2 separate regions of the Homo sapiens genome follow, and region 2 is linked to region 1. Evidence: chromatin contacts called from ENCODE Hi-C or POLR2A ChIA-PET data. All regions are on one chromosome and are shown on one strand. Each heading gives the region's core, a stretch centred on a gene start or an enhancer-like site at or near the end of the contact. The rest is flanking DNA. Distances are from core to core; before and after follow the strand shown. Region 1 has its middle 29 kb from the start of CRB2. Region 2 holds the start of ARPC5L (actin related protein 2/3 complex subunit 5 like).

The links. A loop is a pair of places that touch in the nucleus more often than their neighbours do. ChIA-PET counts read pairs that join two places held with the same protein, here RNA polymerase II (POLR2A). Pooled maps may share reads with other maps.
Region 2: a pooled map shows a loop between it and region 1 (7-fold over the local background). The contact joins the promoter of ARPC5L here to the enhancer-like site in region 1. A Hi-C loop is called at or near these places in 1 of 37 single-sample maps with no recorded cell type and 6 of 50 pooled maps. POLR2A ChIA-PET finds 5 or more read pairs at or near these places in 1 of 52 experiments (K562).

Annotation. Positions count from the first base shown.
Region 1 is chr9:123,324,939-123,329,934 of GRCh38, reverse strand. No RefSeq gene overlaps it. Among named protein-coding and RNA genes, the nearest start is that of CRB2, 29 kb to the left of the region's middle. RefSeq lists enhancers at 2,676-3,175, 3,176-3,677. Within about 2 kb of position 1,979, at least 12 of the 41 ENCODE cell types and tissues checked have a DNase peak (open chromatin) inside an H3K27ac peak, as active enhancers do.
Region 2 is chr9:124,858,800-124,864,021 of GRCh38, reverse strand. It overlaps ARPC5L (actin related protein 2/3 complex subunit 5 like), which reads right to left and starts at 1,892. Exons shown (of 6, transcript NM_030978.3): 1 at 1,624-1,892; 2 at 1-34. RPL35 (ribosomal protein L35) reads left to right here and starts at 2,065. Exons shown (of 4, transcript NM_007209.4): 1 at 2,065-2,112; 2 at 2,467-2,603; 3 at 3,758-3,839. The coding sequence starts at 2,110. RefSeq lists enhancers at 1,646-1,865, 2,306-2,415, 2,456-2,505, 1,941-2,564, 3,553-4,052 and 1 more and silencers at 1,886-2,155, 5,195-5,222.

The sequences.
Region 1 (4,996 bases), core at 730-3,229:
AGTCCTCCTTTTTCCCAGGAGCAAGGGTGCCTAGGGATTACCTGGTCCAGCCTTCTCATATAGTTGAGGAAACTGAGGCCCAGACAGGGCAGTGCTTTATCCAGGATCACAGAACAACTCGGTTCAGCAACTATTTTCTGAGCGTATTAGTATCACCTTAGCTGCTCTAATAAACACCCCCACCCCAGTAACACAATAGACTTTTCTTGCTCACAGGACAGAGTTCCTGGTTGGTCAATGAGCCTTCCACTACGTGATTCAGGGACCCAGCCTCCCTCCTTATTGTGGTGACACCTTTTCCTAGAACTCAGAATCATCTGCTTTCGTCTGGATGAGGGAAGAATTTGGAGGATTACACATTGAAGGTTTTTATGGTCCAGGCCAGAAGTGGCCCATGTCACTTCCGTCCATGTCCCACTAGTCAAGGCTCAGTCACATGTCATGCCTAACCACAGGGAAGCCGGGAGGTGTCACCTGGCTCTGTGCCCAGGAGGAAGAGAAAGGCTGGTGAACAACTGTCCAGGTCTTGGTGCCTGGGCTGGAAGATGCATGAGCAGAGGAATGAGACAGCAGACCTGCCCTGCCAGAGCTCACAGTCCAGTGTTGTGAGATGGGGATGGGGGAGCAACAGCAAACACAGGTCACTTATGTCCCATGTCCCCAGCTTGAGGTTCAGAATAAGGACCATCTTTTTGCACCCTCGTCCCATTGATCACCAGAAGTCCATTTACTTCTCACAAGAGAGAAGTCCCATGCCAGGGTAAGTTCAAGACTCCCAGTGTCCTTCCTAAGTCAGTCCAAAAGAAGTCAGCAGTCCTGGTTTTTTTTTGTTTGTTTGTTTTCTTTCAGACAGAGTCTCGCACTGTCACCCAGGCTAGAGTGCAGTGGTGCAATCTCTGCTCACTGCAACCTCTGCCTCCTGGGTTCAAGCTATTCTCTTGCCTCAGCCTCCCGAGTAGCTGGGATTACAGGCACCCACCACCACGCCTGGCTAATTTTGTATTTTTAGTAGAGATGGGGTTTCACCAAGTTGGCCAGGCTGGTCTTGAACTCCTGACCTCCTGATCTGTCCACCTCAGCCTCCCAAAGTGTTGGGATTACAGGCATGAGCCACCACGCCCAGCCAGCAGTCCTGGTTTCTAAAAGATTGCAGAGAAGAAGCTGGAAGGTCTGGTTTATTTCCTGAAAGGTCCTATTCATCCTATTCTCTGTCTCAAGCCCAGCAGTATTTCCTTTTTGAGGGGAAAGTTAGGAGCCTGTATCCTGAGTTTCACGTCATTAGATAATGCCACAGGCCTGAAATCCCAACAAAACAGCACTTAAGAGGGGACATAGCTTAGTTCACGTACGCTTTTTTTTTTTTTTTTTTTTAAAGACATTCTCACTCTGTCCCCCAGGCTGGCTGGAGTGCAGTGGCACAATCTTGGCTCACTGCAACCTCCACCTCCCAGGTTCAAGCAATTCTCATGCCTCAGCACCCAAGTAGCTGGGATTACAAGCATGTACCACCACACCTAATTTTTGTATTTTTAGTAGAAATGGGATTTCACCATATTGCCCAGGCTGGTCTTGAACTCCTGGCTTGGATTATAGGCGTGAGCCATGACACATGGCCCGATGTACACATACACACATATTCTCTGTGTATACATACACACACACCTCAGAACCAGCCATCAGACATTCACCCCTTTGGTTGACCAGCATCTATTAGGAGAATCCCAAGATAGTGGAAGGACCCCCCCCCGCCTCTCCCCACAGAAGCTGCCTGGGACAGATCTTCTGTGCTTCCAGTGACTAGAATATGGACGTGCAGCCTAGAGTGTGGCCAGCTGGACATGCCCTCCCAGGACTCTGTAGAGTGACATTGAGGCACAGAGTCAGTCTGCCATTTAAAGGGTGCCGCCATAGAAGGACATCTCGTGCTGTGTGGGCGTCATCTCCATGGCTGGAGGTGTCAGATGGGGCCACAGTGACCAGCTGGCCGGCAGTCAGCTCCCAGGTGGCAGCTTGGCAGATCTTAACTCTCTGGGTTCTCGTCAAGCCTGTTTCTCTAGTTTCTCCGTCAATTGCATGAGCTACCCGATACTTTTACAAACCACTCCTTCAGGTTAGCTGGAGTCCGATACTTTTACAAACCACTCCTTCAGGTTAGCTGGAGTCTGTGCTTGCCACCAGCAGCCAAGCTCCCTGACTGGTGTCACCTTTGTCTTAGCAGTCAACCCACTCCCATTTCCCTTCACTACCAGCTTCCCCAGGGCCACCCCAGACCCAGACGGGTCCACCAACTTCCACCCTCAAGGGAAAGGCCACGGCTCCCACCACCTTCCTCCAGGAGATGTCTGAGCAAATCTCTAATTAACCTGTCTTTTCACACTCCTTCAATATTGAGTCCTCAAGGGGGCTGTGGACAGAACCAATGTAATTGGTTTACTCTGCGATGCTAGATATTTTATTTGATGCATTTGAAAATATGATCCTGAGAGGCTTGGTGTGGTGGCTCATGCCTATAATCCCAGCACTTTGGGAGGCCAAGGCAGGTGGATCACCTGAGGTCAGGAACTCAAGACCAGACTGGCCAACATGGCGAAACCCAGTCTCTACTAAAAACACAAAAATTAGCTGGGCATGGTGGTGCTTGCCTGTAATCCCAGCTACTCAGGAGGCTGAGGCAGGAGAATTGCTTGAACCTGGGAGGCAGAGATTGCAGTGAGCTAAGATCGTGCTACTGCACTCCAGCCTGGGCAGCAAGAGCAAAACTCTGTCTCAAAAACAAAACAAACAAACAAACAAAAAATCCTGAGAAAGGGTCCACAGGCTTCACTCGATGCCAAAGGGGTCGAGGGCACCAAAAAGGTAAGGATCGCTTGGGACTGCAGCCTCCCAAAGGCTCCACAACAAGCACCCCGCTGGCCTTGTGAGATCCCTACTGGTTTGAGGGCCAACCCACCCTCCCCACACCATTCCTTCTCAAAAGCACTTCCTCCTTTTTGAGACCAGCTCCTCTCCCCACCCTGTCTAGGCAGGTGGGCCCTGCAGTTGTCACGTGACCTCATGTTGCCATATGACCTCATGTTACAGGAGCTGGCACATGACCTCACCCTCCAGCCATAGCTACTGGCTCAGAAGGAGTGGGCTGCTGGCCCAAGCCAGGCCAACCAGGTCCTTCCCCGCAGTTGTTTTTGGTTTCATTTTAAACTGGAACTTGGGGGGAAACAGTTATACTCTCCCCGGTGAGGCCTTTGGAGCTGAGAGCTCTCTTGTTTTCCACAAAGTAGGGGAAGCCAAATGAGTAGCAGAAGGACGCTGATGCTGACAGGGAGAGGAGAGGTGGGGAGGAGAGAGGAGAGTGGGGAGGGGAGGGAGCTGGCTGCATTCGCAGTCCGTCCATCCGTCCGGGGTCTGGCCGTGGCCCTGCCCTCCTGGCAGTATGGTTATTTATTGCCTCCTTAATTTCCCCTCTTCTTGCCCCAGTTAGAGATGGAGTTTGCCACTGCCTGTCTTGTTCTGCTGAATCGCAGAGTCTGCACAGAGCCAGACACATAGTAGGTGTACAGCTAACATCTGTGAACAAGTGACTGTACAAACACAGGCATTGGAAAAAGTGTACAAGGTCCAGAGAAGAGAGGAATTAAGTCTCCATGGGGGGATGTCAGGAACTGCTGGGGTGGGAGGTGACATTCAAAGGTGAGAGGAGGTTTCTGGATGGCTATGGTGGGGGAAGATGGGGAGGGATGGTAATTGAGGCTAAAGAAAACAGCTGAGACTAGGTTGAAAAAAGGCTTAACTATCAGACTGGAAATGACTTTACAACTTGTGGCTGAGCTAGGTCTAAAGCCTGGGTGTTCCTAAAAATGGCCAGAGCTCGGGTTGGGCACGGTGGCTCATGCCTGTAATCCCAGCACTTTGGGAGGTGGGCAGATCACCTGAGGTCAGGAGTTTGAGACCAGCCTGACCAACATGGTGAAACTCCATTGCTACTTAAAAAAGCCAGGTGTGGTGGCAGGTGCCTGTAATCTGAGCTACTCGGGAGACTGAGGTAGAATTGCTTGAACCCGGGAGGCAGACGTTGCAGTGAGCTGAGATCAGACAGCTGCACTCCAGCCTGGGCAACAGAGCAAGACTCTGTTTCAAAAACAAAAACAAAAACACAAAATGGCCAGAGGTCCATGCAGAACGTCATCCATGGAAGTGAAGACGTGGGTGTCTGTATGCTCCCCGTGTCTCCTCACCCCTAGAAATCCTGCTATTGAGAAAACCTGGTTCTCCTCCCACAGTCCCAACAACTCTCCTGAAATTGCCCTCACAGAGTGCACTGCGAAGCCTCCCTGTGACTGGGTCCAGCCAACCCTTTTCAGTCTTGATTCTTCCTGACCTTTCTGCCGCCTTCCACATTCTGACTTGACCCACATTGTTCCTTCCCAGTGGCTCCTCTGTCCCTCTGTGTGTCTCCCCTTCCTGGGGCCACAACTGTACCTTAGAAGTGGGTGGCCTCCCAGTGTCTGTGCTGGGTCCTCTCCTGGCTCTATGTCCATGCTGTACAACTTCATCCATTCTTGTGGCTGCAGAGACCACTTAGAGATGGGACTTCTAACCTTCTGCTTCCCGCCAGCTCCAGACCCAGTTATCCAGTGGCTGAACCTTCACCTCCAGGCTTCCCCACGGGCCCTTAGACTCAGACACATCCCAAACCAGATTTATCCTCTTCCCCTCATTACGATGCACACAGCTCTTTCCCATTCAGTCTCCCCGTGAGGACCGGATTCCTAGCCACATTGAAGGCAGAAGGAAACAGGCTCAGAGAAGGGCAGCTCGCAGTCACACAGGTGAGTCCACCTAACTCCAACTCCACACCGTTTGATTAGGACTCAGGATGGGGCAATACTTTTCACCTCCGACCCCCAGGCCTCCCAGGGCCAGGGCAGTAAATGTTGACCAGATCGATTTCCACCATGCCTGAAAGTCAGCGGTCAGCTGCTGACCACACTGTCAATTA
Region 2 (5,222 bases), core at 643-3,142, 1.5 Mb before region 1:
CCAAGGTTCTGTCCCCAGAGAACTTCTAGGTTGGCTGTGGAAATAGACACATAAATGCATCATTTTATTTCAGCCTGTTTGGGGCTAAGGAAAGGATTGCACAGAGGTTGCTACTCATAGGAGATGGGAGAAGTCTCCTTGTGGGTGGTTACAGCTGGTAGTAACAAGAGGACAATCTGGCTTCAACCATAACTCTAAGAGGTGGCATGTCTTTATTAAGGGCAAGGGAGTGGCACTGGAGTGCTGATTAATGCCTACTGGTTGGCAGACATTAATCAGAAAGCCTAAACATGCCCTGCCTTGTGAATTCCCGTTTCACTTTCCGGGCTCTACTGAAGTGTTCCTTCCTCTGGGAACATGAACACCAATGATATTTTGAGCCATTGTTATGCGTCAGATTTCGGGTTAACAGCTTTACAGATATCTCCTCTAATTCTCATAAATGCCTCATTTCACATGTGAGCAAACTGAGACTCAAGAAAGGGGAAGAGATTTCCCAAGAGTCTCAACTACTACCTTGGCAGCAGAGCAAGAATTTGAAACCTGGTCAGGTTCACTTTAAAAAAGGCTGTACTAGCCGGGCGCAGTGGCTCACACCTGTAATCCCAGTATTTTGGGAGGCTGAGGCGGGTGGATCACTTGAGGTCAGGGGTTTGAGACCAGCCTGGCTAAACCTTGTCTCTACTAAAAATACAAAAATTTAGCTGGGTGTAGTGGCACACACCTGTAGTCCCAGTTACTGGGGAGGCCAAGGCAGGAGAATCTCTTGAACCCGGGAGGTGGAGGTTGCAGTGAGCCGAGATCGCGCCACTGCACTCCAGCCTAGGCGACAGAGCCAGACTCCATCTCAAAAAATATATAAAAAATAAAATAAAAATAAAAAAGGCTGTATGGCCAGGCGAGGTGGCTAACCCCTGTAATCCTAGGCACTCTGGGAGGCCGAGGAGGGCGGATTGCTTGAGCCCAGGAGACCACCCTGGGCAACAGCTCTACAAAAAATAAACAAATTAGCCAGGCCTGGTGGCTTGTGCCTGTAGTTTCAGCTACTCGGGAGACTGAGGTGGGAGGGCTGCTTGAACCCGGGAAGCGGAGGTTTTGGTGGGCGGAGAGCGCGCCATGCCTTCCAGCCAGGGTGACAGAGCGAGACCCTGTCTGAAAAAAAAAATTAAAAAATAAAAAAAATAAATAAAGGCTGGGGCCAGGCGTGGTGGCTCACGCCTGTAATCCCAGCACTTTGGGAGGCCGAGGCGAGGGGATCACCTGAGCTGAGGAGTTCAAGATCAGCCTGGGCAACATGGCGAAACCCCGTCTCTACTAAAAATACAAAAAATTAGCCAGGCGTGGTGGTGCATGCCTGTAATCCCAGCTACTCAGCTACTCGGGAGGCTGGGGCAGGAGAATCGCTGAACCCGGGAGGCGGAGGTTGCAGTAAGCCGAGATCGCGACACTGCACTCCAGCCTGGCACCCTGGGCGACAGAATGAAGCTCTGTCTCAAAAAAAAAAAAAAAAAAAAAGGTGTAAATGCTCTTTGCAGTTCCATATACTGCCTCCCCAGAACCTTTATGGAGTTGGATTATAACTGCCTGAGCCCGCCCCTCCCGTCCATCTCGCGCTTTAAATTCCTCCGCGACGTGAGCCTCGGTTAATCGTCTTTGAAAACTCTGGCCCCTCCTCCCGTCAGCACCCCCAGACTACTGGCGCCCAGCTCAGAGTTGCCCAGATTGGGAGATCTGCAAGGTTTCCCGAAGGAATGAATGAACGAATGACTGAATGGACGAATTTGAGTCCTCCGTGTGCCATCTCTGGTAGCTGCCGCCCACGTTGGGCCTCGGTTTCCCCAACTGCGCGCCTACACCGTGACGCCGACCTCGCTATCAGGGGTGCCGTGAATGAGGCGAGCACTACAAGGCGGGGCTCCGGCCCTACCAGGCGGGGCGGGCAGTACCACGGCGTTCCTCGGGGGCGGGGGAGATGAGGCGGAGCCGGGGCTCCCCCGCTGCGGCGCCATTGGCCGCGCCCGCCGCCACCCGGCAGTAGTTGCGGAGGTCAGCCCCGCCTACTTCCTCTTTCCCTCGGAGCGGGCGGCGGCGTTGGCGGCTTGTGCAGCAATGGTGAGAGCTGCGGAATCGGGCGCCATCCGAGCGCTGTGAGGCGCGGGGGTTGGGGAAGGCGGTGCGGGCTGAGCCCGCGGATTCTATCTGCCACCTAGGCCTGTGGGGCGCCGCGCAGAATGGTCTGGCGCCACCACAACCCGCCTCTTCGCTTGGCGCCGGGAGAGGCGCGCGGCCCGGGCCTGGGTTACTCTGCCCAAGGCACGGCCGGCGAGGGAGACTGTCCTGAGCCCTGGTTGGGGCTCCGGCGCACTCGTAGTCGATGGCGAGTCGCGCGCCTTTGGGGGCTGGCCACGCAGGTGAAGGGGATATGGCCCCGCGGCCTGGCTGAGGCACACTCTCTCTTGCGCGCAGGCCAAGATCAAGGCTCGAGATCTTCGCGGGAAGAAGAAGGAGGAGCTGCTGAAACAGCTGGACGACCTGAAGGTGGAGCTGTCCCAGCTGCGCGTCGCCAAAGTGACAGGCGGTGCGGCCTCCAAGCTCTCTAAGATGTAAGTGAGGCGGCCGGATCACAGCCCTCGTGGGTGGGGAGCACGTGTGCATCGGGATCGTCGGAGGATTTCAAAGTTGGCTTAAGGAGCTGGCCGCTTAGATGCCCACTCCGTGCATCCTGGCGCGCATGGGAGACCCGTTGTGTGCTTAGCCTCTTACCTGCCTTGACCTTGCGGTCCTTGTGCCTGGAATGCATCCCCGGAGACCCATCTTAATGCTGCCTTCAAAGCCTACCCGGACCCCTTCCTTCCGCTTCCCACCAACACTTGAGTTTTTAACCCCCTTGGCAGGTGGGTGGCTTGCACCCTGGAGTGGCAGCGTAAGTTATTTTACATGGCTAAGAGTGCGGGAGACTTGTGAAAGGAACATGGGTTTGGAGTTCATCAACCTGGGTACAAAGTCCACTTCTCAAAAAAAAATTAGATGGGTGTGGTGGTACAGGCCTGTAGTCCCAGCTACTCTGGAGGCTGAGGCAGGAGGATCACTTGAGCCCAGGAGTTGGGAGGCTATGATGGGGCCACTGCTCTTCAGTCTGGTTGACAGGTGAGACCCTGTCTCCAAAAAAAAAAAATGGTGGTTGCCCTCTTTGCCCCCAAACAACCTTAGTAGAGGCAGGGGTGGGAGGATTGGACAAGCACAGTTGCACACTGAATCCTCAAAAACCATGTTGACCAGCTGTCTACTAGGTGACTCCCTCATCCTGACATGACTACAAATAACTTCTCCCTGGCTCGTTGTTTGCTTCAGTCTCCTGGCTTGTAGTGACTCCACTTTGCAAATGTCTTGTTTCTCTCTCCTGCAGTTCCCTAAGCTAGCCTGATTGCCTGGTTTGTGGCATGATTCCTTCCCATCAGCTCATTGAAATTGGCATTGGTTGGGTCTTAGCCCTCAGGATAAATTCGTGTTCTGGGATTGAAGGTCTTTTTCTGATCTGCCTCATTTATCCAGCCTGCACTTCCTCATAAAGCCTCTGCTGTCTCTCCCATGCCCCTCTCTTCCCTCCTCAGACCTCACTCCCAGAACGCCTTCCTCCTGAGTGAATATGGATGGGTTGATGGGGGAGGCTGCAGCTATTGCTGCCCTATGTGTGAGTCCTGAGTCTTGGGTAGTGCTATGTGTCTTCCCTATCTTCACTGACATCTCTGTTTTGTAGCCGAGTCGTCCGGAAATCCATTGCCCGTGTTCTCACAGTTATTAACCAGACTCAGAAAGAAAACCTCAGGAAATTCTACAAGGTGAGTCTGCCTGGACATAGGGAGGGTTGGCTGCAGGAAGCCAAGTGCTAGCCGTCCCTGGCCGGGGACATGGTAAAGAGGTTTTTCTTGGTGCGTGGGCTGAGAGTGGTTAGCCTTCCCAATTTGTTGCTGGGCTCACTCTTCTACCAGTGTCTTGCACTGGCACGTGGCTCTGCAGACCACTTCCTCAGGCTGCAGATGTCAAGAATTCATTGGGGCTTGGGGTGTCCTGGCTGGAGACTCAGTTTTTGAAACCAGCCTTCCCAGTTGAGTGGCTTGGGCAGTGATAGGACTGGCTGTTGAAGGTTTTCACTGCCTCTTACTGGCACTGGGTGTCAGTCCCTGCCAGGCACCTGCCATGCTCATTTTTCAGATGAGGGCCCTGAGGCCTAGACACCCACAGTCAATGGCATGATGGGCCCTGGTTCCAAACCTTACCTTGGGGAGGGTCGGCTTTAGTGTTCTGGGAGGTGTGCACAGGTGTCTGGCCCCCTCTTAGTCTTGAATTTTGATAACCATTTTCTGGTCTTGTCCTTAACATTCATCTTATTGGGGTTCAAGCAGAGAAAACTAGGGGGAGACGGTGTGTGCACATGCATCCAATGTATTCTGAAGAATGGGCATAGGTGATTGTGGGGGCTGGCTGGGACTCAGGGCTCAGGTTGAAGCTGCTGTTCCCAGTGGGTACTTGGAGGGAGCCTCAGCCCTGTGCTTAAGACTTACAGCTGATTGGATCGGGCCTTCTGGGATTACCCAGGATAATCTCCCCTAAAGTTACCTGATGAGGGTCTTTAATTTCATCTGCAAAATGGTTCCACATCACTACCCAAATTGTGTTTGAATAACTTGAAGATTTGACACAAGGGAAAAGCAGCCATGGCTGATGAAGTGCCACAGGCCTATAACCCCAGCTACTGGGAGGCCGAGGCAGGAGGATGGCTTGAGCCCAGGAGTTAAAGTGTAGCCTGGGCAACATAGTGAGGCCTCATCTCAAAAAAATGAGAAGGGCCATAGTGTGGCTATGTTAGCTGTTCAGGGGACACTAGCACGTGTGTGGCAAAAGTAAACCTTTAATGTCAGCAGCTACGTGTGTGGCTAGTGGCTGCTCTGTTGGACAGCAGAACTCTAGGGGGTTAGCCAATGTGAAAAGGACGAATGCCCAGCCGATGCCAGCAGGAGTGAGGGATGTGGGAGGACAAAGACTTTCCTGCTTCCAAGTACCCTCCAGGGCTGGCCCTCATTGTCCAGGATCTTTCTGCAGTCCTCTGCCCACCTGCAGGGGCCTGGGGCCCTGTGACCTCAGAATCCCCCATACCATGGGCCACTTGTTACCTGTTCAGTCTTCCCCCACTAGGCTGGGACCCCTGAGCAGGGACTGGGTCA